Linked DNA regions of Homo sapiens: region 2 is linked to region 1. The links are chromatin contacts, found by Hi-C or POLR2A ChIA-PET in ENCODE. All regions are on one chromosome and are shown on one strand. The core of a region is the stretch at or near the end of the contact, and the rest is flanking DNA. Distances in the headings are between cores, read along the strand shown. Region 1 holds the start of UST-AS2 (UST antisense RNA 2). Region 2 overlaps UST (uronyl 2-sulfotransferase).

Region 1 (5,286 bases), core at 1,004-3,503:
TAAAGAGACAATCCAAGGAGAGAGAGAGAGAGAGAGAGAGAGAGAGAGAGAGAGAGAGAGAGAGAGAGAGAGAGAGAGAATGAGCATGAATATGAGAACCAAACTAGCCATCAAGTTAGAGTAGAATACTGAGCTTTTCAGACCTTCAATGACTCAAAAAAAATTTCCCTCCCATGCACCTTTCATGAGGAGGCAACTTAGGAACATCTTGAAGTAAAATGAGTTATTAAATCAAGAAATAGCATCCCCGAGATTAAGAAAACTGGACCCAACTGAGAAACATAGTAAAGGGAAGCTGCAGTAAAGCTGTGTTTAGAGTAATGAACCCAGATATACTAGGAGCAGGAGCTTTCTTGGTGGAAAGAGGAGAGGGCCTCTGGGGGAAGGGAGGGCAGGCTGGGATAGAGCTTAAAGAGCTCTGGGTGGAAAGAGGAGAGGGCCTCTGGGGGAAGGGAGGGCAGGCTGCGATGGAGCTTAAAGAGCTCTGGGTGGAAAGAGGAGAGGGCCTCTGCGGGAAGGGAGGGCAGGTTGGGATGGAACTGACATACTTATCTGGTAATTAATATTTAAATAATACCAAAAGTAATACTGAATGCGGCAGATCTAATGGCACATACGAAAATTTTGGCACATACGAAATTTTTGATAGGTACAAATAAATCTAGGCAAATAAATGAAGGCAATAAATAATTCCAGGAAAAACAATTAAGTTGTGCAAGAAATGAAACAAAATCATGATGTACTACTCTGATCAGCAGCCAACAAAATGTATATAGTCACAGCAACGTCAGCAGGACCATGCATCTCAAATGTGGGTATGACCATCTTAGGAAGATGGAGAGGAGCAAGGAAGTAGAAGTAAAGGTAATGGAATAAGAGAATGAGATCATGACCCCAGTAAATCAAGAAACAGCAGCCTGTGCATACTAGTTACAGATAGCGCGGTGATTATCCGAAGAAACATCTAGCTGCGCTGAAAGTGATTGGCTCTGCAACATCAGACTTCATCTTTGGGAGGGTTGGAATAGGAAACTGCTGGTTTTCATTATACATCTTATAGGACTATTTGATTTTTAATTATATACATGCATTACTTAATAGATATAGCAAAAAATGCAGGGAGGTAAAATCCTAGGAACACATGTTTTGAAAAACAGTTCTGGTAGAGTCTGGTTGACAATGCAGCAGAAGCATCTAGAAGCGTATGCTATGGTAAAGACGAGGGGCGGGGTGAGACCTTCAAGTCAAGTGAAACTACCCCACCTGACAAACAACCCTCTCTTCTTCTCATCAGTGTGGGATTATGTTGGATTTTTCTATGCGTTTGTAGGTAATGAAATGAACGTGCTTACTAGAACCCACAAGAAACCACACATAAAAATCCCCAGCAATGTTATATACACAGGTATATTTCTAGCTTTTTGCTGTATTCTTTCACAATTCTGTGCCATTTGCAAGATGTGAAAAGCTAGGACATTATGTATTGATAAAAATGTCTGAGACATGAAAAATATACAGACCAAGAAATATTTTTATTTGAAAAAGATTTAGCCAGACAAAAATAGAAGCTTCCATTATAAAATGTTGAGTCATGCAAAATGGGTAAGGATTGTACTTCGCCCCGGCAGGGGGTACATTTTATAAGCAAAGAATGTCAGAGAGCTAAGGCCACGAGCCAAGGGCCCAAAGACAGTTTTGAAATCCTTTGTCTAGTGCTCTTTCCACATCACCACATTAATTCCTGGGGTGGACAGGGACCTTGACAATTTAAGCATAAAAGAACAAACTGACCACAAGGTCGTTTTTATAAAGATCAACCATCAACCCCTGGGGTCAAGTTTCCAATCTTTGCTCAAGCTTTAGAAGCCTTTCAGCTTTGTGGCGTTATCAGGAAAGTCCAAAAATTGAAATTTGTGGTGACTAATTCCACCCCCTACAAATACTCAATGCAGAGCATATTACTGTCAGCTCAGCTAAAAACTGCTCAAAGTAGAAGTGATTAAATTCTAAAGTAGAAAAAAATTCACCTCCAAACACAGAAACACACTGGTACCTCCCCCGCACACCCAGATATTATTAGCCAGCTTTTTGCCTGGGGAAATGAATCATGAGACAGAAAACTGTACAACCCCCAAGTCTGACCACACTGAGTAACTGGGGTAGACACAGAGGGGGGCATCTGGGGCTCTCCCGAGGCCAAGGTTGGGACCCAGAAGAGATGAATTTCCCTGGGTGCACAGGGTGGGAGGGAGGTGGGGCTGGAAGAACTTGATCTGGAGGGATGATCCCGAAGGCTCCCAGTGAAGAAGGCCAGGAAGAGCAGAGGATGGTGCCAGGAGGATGATGTCGGGGGACACAGGCAGCTCATGCCTGGATCAGGCAGTGACTGGTAACAGAAGGAGAGTCCATGCTGGTGGGCCCAGGGGAACATAGGTGGTCAAGCAGGGCAGTACTTGGTGTCTGGGGATGCAGTGTGCGACCTCCTGTATTCGGTGCGAGGCACATGGGGCCAGCAGGAGCTGGTGTGAGCCCGGGTCTGAAGGGTGGTGGGATCTTAGTGGGGAAGACTGGGAAGACAGCAGGGAGGAAGAACTCAGGCTGGAGGAGGATGGGGGCCTGGGAGGATCCCTGCCACACTGTTAGGAAGCCAGGGAGCTTGGGTGGTGGTAGGATGGGAAGAGGGCAGGGAAACGGGGGGAGGGTGACACAGGCCCTCCGGCAGCAGCGGCTTGGCCACTGGCGCTGAGATTGGTATGAGTGACTCAGTGCCAGGTTGCGCCACAGAAAGCTGAGGCTGCGGATCCTTCTCCTGCCTCTGGTAGGGCCGTCTTAAAGGCAGGGTGAGTGAGCCTGGCTCCAAGAGGCTGGGTCCGCAGGCAGGGGCTGACGTGGGCTGGCCCAAGCCCCAGCTCTCCTCACTCTGAGTGCTTCTATGCTTTCTCACCTCCACGCTTCCAATCATGTTATTTTCCTCTTATTAAAATGCCTCCTTCCACGTCCACTTGGCAAACTCCTACGCACCCTTTAAGGCCGGGCACAAATGTCTCCACAGGGTTATGCGCCCCAGCCCTGTTAGTGACGGCCTTCCAGCTAGACAAGATTTTCATCTTTATACTGCCCTTCCCCAGGAAAGGGACATCACAGACACTCAGCTATTTATTTGCTGGAGGTGTTTGTTGAATTTTTCTGGTAGTTTCAGATTACACCTATTTAAATATTAGTTTTCAGAGAAGAGAAATATTTTTGTAAAGTTATTCCTAGAACATCAATGTCTGTGAAGGAAGTTCTATTTTCCTGTTAATCTTTCATAATAAAATTGGAAATGCTTTCTCCTGGAGGAGAGATGATCCCAACGCAAGAACAAATCAGTAAGCAAGAGTAAAACATGTTTTCCAATAAAACAAAGAGTAATAGTTGAAATAGGCCAAACGCACATATATTATGCTGCAATTTAAGCTTTCATAAAGTAAATTAAACAAGCCTAGAGGCTGAATTCTTGTGAATTGGTGATGTTTCTGTAAACTGAATGATGTTATCAGCCTGTGGTTATACAGTTCCCCTCAGAAAAATGTTCACTAAAAAAAATCACAAGTGTTTAGAAGTTAAAGGGGTTTACATTATGTGTTCATTTTTAATGAACTATTTGCCCAGTAGCTACAGCTGAACCAGTTATATGCCTTCAGCTTAGACTTTTTTTTTTTTTTTTTTGAGATGAGTCTTGCTCTGTGGCCCAGGCTAGAGTGCAATGGCTCGATCTCAGCTCACTGCAACCTCCACCTTCCGGGTTCAGGCAATTCTCCTGCCTCAGCCTCCTGAGTAGCTGGGATTACAGGCATGTGTTGCCATGCCTGGCTAATTTTTGTATTTTTAGTAGAGATGGGGTTTCACCATGTTGGCCAGGCTGGTCTCGAACTCCTGACCTTGTGATCCACCTGCCTTGGCTTAACAAAATGTTGAGATTACAGGCATGAGCCAGCATGCCCAGCCCAGCTTAGATTTTTAGACACTATCTTAAAGACCTTGCACTGCTATTCCCTACGTCCCCGCAACCCCCACTGGAAAGACGTCAGGTGTTGTCAAACAGATCTATTCTCAAAATTATTTTTTTCTGTGTGTATTGCCTCGTACTGGCTTAAGATAACACACTGGCTTAAGATAACACATCTTGTGTGTGTGTTAAGGTAACACACACACAAGATCCAGTGCTGACATTATTAGGATCTGAGCCTGGGACATGGCTGCTGAAAAAAAAAATCTTTATAGAGAATATCGATGGTAAATGAACCAATAGCAAATTGAAGTCCTGTTTTCATCAATGATAATTGAGTTTTTAAAAACAATCATCTATGATGATTCCTAAACTCATGTTTCTTAGTGAACAGACAGATACGTTGGACAGAGATAAACTATATATTTAATTTTAATTTTTTTTTTTTGGTAGAAACAGGATCTTGCTGTTGCTCAGGCTGGTCTTGAATTCCTAGGCTCAAGTGATCCTCCTGCCTTGGCCTCCCAAGGTGCTGGGGTTACAGGTATAAGCCACAGTGCCCAGCCTAGATTTTATTTTTAAGCTCTTGCCTTTAATGGCAATACATACTATGAATGCTTAGTACTCACTAACTTCTGAATTAATGATTAAATATAAAGAAGAGTTTTAGAGGAATCACAGATTTATGTTTTGTGATGGGCCTGGGGACAGAAGCGTGAATGTCAGTGCTGTCCCTTAGGACTTGGCGAGACTGTGAGCAAGTTGTTCAGCCTCTTTGAGCCTTGGTTTCCTTGTTTAGAAAATGAGAAAAAAAAATTGTCTTCCTCAACTTCAGGGGATTTGTGTAAGAATCAAATGAGATCATCTATATGAAAGTGTTTTATAACTGCATATTGTTATACAAGTAATTATGACTTAGAAACTTACTGATTTTGTGATCTTAAGATGATTGCATCATGTATGAGTGCTATATAATAAGGAGTCTAGTTGTTTGAACATGGGTAGGTGCACACACCACACACACACACACACACACACACACACACACACACACACACAAGATCCAGTGCTGACATTATTAGGATCTGAGCCTGGGACATGGCTGGTGAAAAAAAAATCTTTATAGAGAATATCGATGGTAAATGAACCAATAGCAAATTGGAGTCCTGTTTTCATCAATGAAAACTGAGTTTTTAAAAACAACTTAATTGCCTTCTAAAAATAGCTAATCTGAATTCCTCCTAACCATCATTGTATACTTGGGAGTTTCCAGAATATTTTTGAGTTTTGCTGCAGCA
Region 2 (5,432 bases), core at 1,734-4,233, 270 kb after region 1:
CTCCGGACACCCAGCTTTAAAATTTCTCTCTTTTGTACTCTTTCCCTTTATTTCTCAGACCGGCCGACACTTAAGGAAATAGAAAAGAACCCACGTTGAATTATCGGGGGTGGGTTCCCCTGATAGCAAGAGAAAGAAATAAAAGGCATCCAAATTAGAAAAGAGGAAGTCAAATTATCTCTGTTGGCTGATGACATGATCTTATACCTAGAAAACCCTAAAGACTCCTCCAAAAGACTTCTAGATTTGATAAATTACTTCAGTAAAGTTTCAGGACACAAAATCAATGTACAAAAATCAGCATTTCTATACACCAATAATGTTCAAGCTGAGAGCCAAATCAAGAACTCAATATCATTTACAATAGCCACAAAAAATAATAAAACTCCTAGGAATGCATTTAACCAAGGAGGTGAAAAATCTCCACAAGAATTATAAAACATTGATTAAAAAAACTGTAGATGACACAAACAAATGGAAAAGCATCCCAAGCATGTGGATTGGAAGAATCAATATCATTAAAATGCCCATACTATCCAAAGTAACATATAGATTACATGCAATTCCTATCAAATTACCGATGTCATTTTCACAGAATTAGAAAAAACAATCCTAAAATTCATATGGAACCAAAAAGACCCTGAATAGTCAAAGCAATCCTAAGCAAAAAGAACAAAGCTGGAGGGATAGCATTATCTGAATTCAAATTATACTACAAGACTATAGTAACCAAAACAGCATGGTACTGGTACAAAAACAGACATATAGAGCAATAGAAGATAGTAGAGAACCCAGAAATAAAGCCGCTTACCTACAACCAACTGATCATAAACAAAGTTGGCAAAAATATACGATGGGGAAAGGATACCCTATTCAATAAGTGGTGCTGGAAAAATTGGACAGCCATATGCAGAAGAATGAAACTGGACCCCTTTTCTTACCATATAAAAAGTTAACTCAAGATGAATTAAAGACTTAAAGGTAAAACCTGAAACTATAAGAATCCTAGAAGAAAACCTAGGAAAAACTCTTCTGAACATTGGCCTGGGCAAAGAATATATGGCTAAGCAATGCAACAAAAACAAAAATAAACAAAAGGGACTTAATTAAACTAAAGAGCTTCTGTACAGCAAAGAAAGAATCAACAGAGTAAACAAACAACTTGCAGAAAGGGAGAAAATATTTGCAAAAATGCATCCCACAAAGGACTAATATCCAGAATCTATACAAGGAACTCAAATAACTCAACAAGAAAAAAGCAAATAACCCTATTAAAAAGTGGGCAAAGGACATGAACAGACATTTTTCAAAAGAAGATATACAAGCAGCCCACAAAAATACAAAGGAGAAAATGCTCAGTATCACTAATTATCAGAGAAATGCAAATTAAAACCACAATGAGATACCATCTCACACCAGTCAGAATGACTAGTATTAAAAAGTCAAAAAACAACAGATGTTGGCAAGGATGGGGAGAAATGGGAACATGTACACACTGTTAGTGGGAATGTAAATTAGTACAACCTCTGTGGAAAACAGTATGGAGATTTCTCAAAGAACTAAAAATCGAACTACCATTCGACCCAGCAATCCCACTACTGGGTATCTACGGGAAGGAAAAGAATCATTCTATCAAATAAACACCTGCCCTTGTATGTTTATCATAGCACTATTCACAACAGCAAAGTCAGGGAATGAAACTAACTGTCCATCAACAGATGACTGGATAAAGAAAATGTGGTCTATATACAGATGTCTTTTGCAGCAACAGGAATGGAGCTGAAGACCATTGTCCTAAGTGAAGTAACTCAGAAACAAAAACTCAAATACCACACATTCTCACTTAGAAGTGAGAGCTAAACAATGGGTACACATGGACATACAGAGGGAAATAACAGACAATGGGGACTCTCAAAAGCAGGGAGGGAGAAAAGGCTTGATGATTGAAAAATTACCTTTTGTGTACAGTGTTCACTATTTGGGTAATGGGTACACTAGGAACCCAAACCTCACCATTATGCAATATACCCATGTAAAAAGCATGCACTTATACTCCCTGCATCTATTAAAAAAAAAAAAAAAAGATAGAAGCCTGCCCAGCAACCAAATTCAGCTCTAGCAGTTTCTCCTGACCACGCTAGGAAGCACCCCTGAAAACATGGCTAAACATACACTCTATGACAGAGTTTGGGTCAGAGACAGAGTGCCACCATGGTAACTGCATACATTTCAAGACCCTTGCATAAAAAGCACATGCCTCTCTTCAGCCACAAGGAATAGGAAAGAAAGACAAAGATGCTTGAATAAAGTATTCTCCAAATACATTTGAACAATTCATCATCTTATGAGACCCAAAATATTATCACTGATATCCTTTGCCCAGGTGAAAAGAGGAGACAAAAGCCAGAGGTTATGGATCTTAACAAATATTTCCTGTTCCCTCCCTTTAGTTTCTGGGAAAACTCTTTATCTCGCAGCACGAATGAAGAATATAACTACAAACATTTCAGGGTCTCTCAGGCCTTGGATCTCTGCTCTACAAGCAAACAAGAACAGCCTTTTGAGTTGGGAAATGCATGAGCAAAGAAAACAAGGTGGCCTCAATCCTGTTATCTGCCAAAACAAAATAAAGACACTGCGCCATTTGGTTTTTATATTTATGTGGTTTTCTGGAATCGTTTCTCCATTTTTACTTTTGTGTCCCATGCAGCTGTTAGAGAGCTGCTTCTATGGACTGTTGGGAGAGCACGCAACACATTTTCAAGAGTAACCCATGTTAACCCCGCACTGCTGAAGTTGGCTCCACACTCGGGGGTTATATCAACATTTCCTCCTTCAAGCAGATCTTCCACACAGGAACTCCTCCCTCCACCTGCTAAGAGGTGACCACACCACAATCCCCGGGCCAGGCTGGCAAGGCTGCAGGGGTGAGTGTGGCCAGGCCCAGGTTGCTCAGGTGCCCACCCTCCTTCCTCAGCCCTGCCGGGCATTCTCCACCAATCGGCACTTTCTGGTTTCTTCCCCACTGTGGTAAAAATAACTTCCTCTTGAAGTATCTAAATCTGTATGTGATTTTACACACTTTTTTTTTTTTTGGCACGTTGTCGGATGAATTCTGACACTAAAGCAGAATGAAATTGCAAGAGATCTGCAATCACATTTCTGTAAAGCTCTGACCAGATGAGTCAGTTCCACTGTTTTCTCAAAGACTGAGAAAATACTTTCAGGCAAGACACTGCATTCTAAGCACCACAGCAGTTCCTTCTCCCCTAAGCTTCTTAGGAACTTGGCAGTGTGGTAGATGGAGGGAGGCGGAGCAGAAGGCAGGGTGCTGTTTGTTGTGATCTGCCCATGGCTTACTGGCTGTGTTCTGAGCAGAGAGGGCGTCTCAGGGGACCCATCAACCCACATCGACGTGGCTCCCAGAACTTGGCCGCACGTGCTTGGAGGAGCTGAAGCAGGGTTCCAGCCAGCCCGCTGGGGGCCTTGAAGTAAGGCTCTGTTGCACTCCTGCTAACACCCTCAGAAAAGCGGTGGGAGGAGCAGTCATTCTCAAATACCACAGCTTCGAAGAGGATCCCTTCTGACAGTAACATACCACTGCACAAAGCAGGCTCACTGAGGGAACTGGAAAACTGTTCAGTTCTGTGGCTTTTACGGGCCATGTAGACAGAGGAAGGGGGCTAAGATGTGTAAGGGAATCAAAACCATTTCATTTCTCTTTGTGCTTACTGGCCAGCCGTGTCTCCTCTTCTGTGACTGCTCCTGTACTCTGCCCATTTATCTCGTGAGTTGGTTTATCTTTTTCTCATTGATAAACTGAACTTTTAAAGACCTGCATATTAGTTCTATTTCCTGGGGAGATGTTTGTGGTTTTTTTTTGTTTTGTTTTGTTTTGTTTTGTTTTGTTTTGCTATGGTTATGGGGTGTTACTGTTGAGCTTTCACTTTAATATAGTTTTTTTTTTCTTTGTGGTTTTTACTTTCTGTGTCTTCAAATGACTTCTGATGAGAAAGTACTGGTAAACAGACCTATTTGTCTGGACAAGATTTATGTGTGTAGCAGAGCAGGGTAGACATAATAGTCATTTTAGTATCTTCAATTATTTGAAGACTATAAAGTCCAATAGACAAGCCTATATAGCTTCCAGAAGAACAGCAAAAAATGGATGGAGGCTAGAAAGGAGTAGCTCACCACACTGTGAAGAACCCTCTTACCCACTGGAGCTGCCCACAGTGAAATGGGATGGTCAGTAGCAGGCAACCGGGAGGAGGCTGTGCAAATCCTCATCAACAACACAGCTTTCACCTATCACATAGTGAGACTCTAAACTCTGGAAACCCATGTCTTACTCTGCTTCTTCTCTCTTAGGACTTCCTGGGGACATTCTGCTTCCCCTAATTTCTAGAGCAAGTTCTGGCGGAGGTGGAGGAAACGCACTGCTGATTTTAATTTTAGAAAAAATTTAACTATGATTAAGACTCAGAAAATGACAACGATGGCCTAAAATGTTTTTGTGTATTCTACTTGCCTTGGTCACTTGACTTCTGCAATTTTTAAAATAAGTGTTTGGGTCCAAAGAAAATAGCCTTATATTTGTTTCAGTTGCTACAATTATATGACCTCTTGTCTCTTTCAGCACATGATTTGAAGAACAGCAGAGATCTTAGAACGATCTACTTCAGTGATTCTCAAGAGAAAAGAAACACTCTCCCCTGGGAGTGCACAGAAAAATTACCTCAGGGACTTTTTTTTTTTTTTTTTTTTTTTTGAGACAGAGTCTCGCTCTGTCGCCCAGGCTGGAGTACAGTGGTGCGATCTTGTCTCACTGCAAGCTCCACCTCCCGGGTTCACACCATTCTCCTGCCTCAGCCTCCCGAGTAGCTGGGGCTACAAGCGCCCACCACCATGCCCGGCTAATTTTTTGTATTTTTAGTACAGACGGGGTTTCACCGTGTTAGCCAGGACGGTCTCGATCTCCTCACCTTGTGATCCGTCCGCCTCGGCCTCCCAGGGAGCTGGGATTACAGGCGTGAACCACCGCGTACGCCGCATTCTTTTATTTTTTTATTTTTATTTATTTATTTATTTTGGGATGGAGTCTCGCTCTGTCGCCCGGGCTGGAGTGCAGTGGTGCGATCTCGGCTCACTGCAAGCTCCGCCTCCTGGGTTCATGACATTCTCCTGCCTCAGCCTCCCTAGTAGCTGGGACTACAGGCGCCCGCGACCACGCCCGGCTAATTTTTTTGTATTTTTTAGTAGAGACGGGGTTTCACCATGTTAGCCAGGATGGTCTCGATCTCCTGACCTCGTGATCCACCCACCTCGGCCTCCCAAAGTGCTGGGATTACAGGCGTGAGCTCAGGGACTTTTTTAAAAGGACTTCCAATGCCATGCCCTTTCTCCCTCTCCTGGCCACTGAGATGTATTCC

What was found. A loop is a pair of places that touch in the nucleus more often than their neighbours do. ChIA-PET counts read pairs that join two places held with the same protein, here RNA polymerase II (POLR2A). Pooled maps may share reads with other maps.
Region 2: a loop to region 1 is called in a map with no recorded cell type, with 12 times the contacts of the local background. The contact joins the enhancer-like site here to the promoter of UST-AS2 in region 1. A Hi-C loop is called at or near these places in 18 of 37 single-sample maps with no recorded cell type and 13 of 50 pooled maps. POLR2A ChIA-PET finds 5 or more read pairs at or near these places in 1 of 52 experiments (PC-3).

The regions. Positions count from the first base shown.
Region 1 is chr6:149,029,628-149,034,913 of GRCh38, reverse strand. UST-AS2 (UST antisense RNA 2) reads left to right here and starts at 2,253. Exons shown (of 2, transcript NR_134599.1): 1 at 2,253-2,389. The region is part of intron 7 of UST (uronyl 2-sulfotransferase); the gene reads right to left. RefSeq lists an enhancer at 1,660-1,849.
Region 2 is chr6:148,759,187-148,764,618 of GRCh38, reverse strand. All of the region lies in intron 1 of UST (uronyl 2-sulfotransferase), which reads right to left. LOC107986659 (a long non-coding RNA gene) reads left to right here. Exons shown (of 2, transcript XR_001744408.2): 1 at 1-3,787; 2 at 4,640-5,432. Among named protein-coding and RNA genes, the nearest start is that of UST, 15 kb to the right of the region's middle. RefSeq lists enhancers at 2,758-2,897, 3,151-3,901. Within about 2 kb of position 2,983, at least 32 of the 41 ENCODE cell types and tissues checked have a DNase peak (open chromatin) inside an H3K27ac peak, as active enhancers do.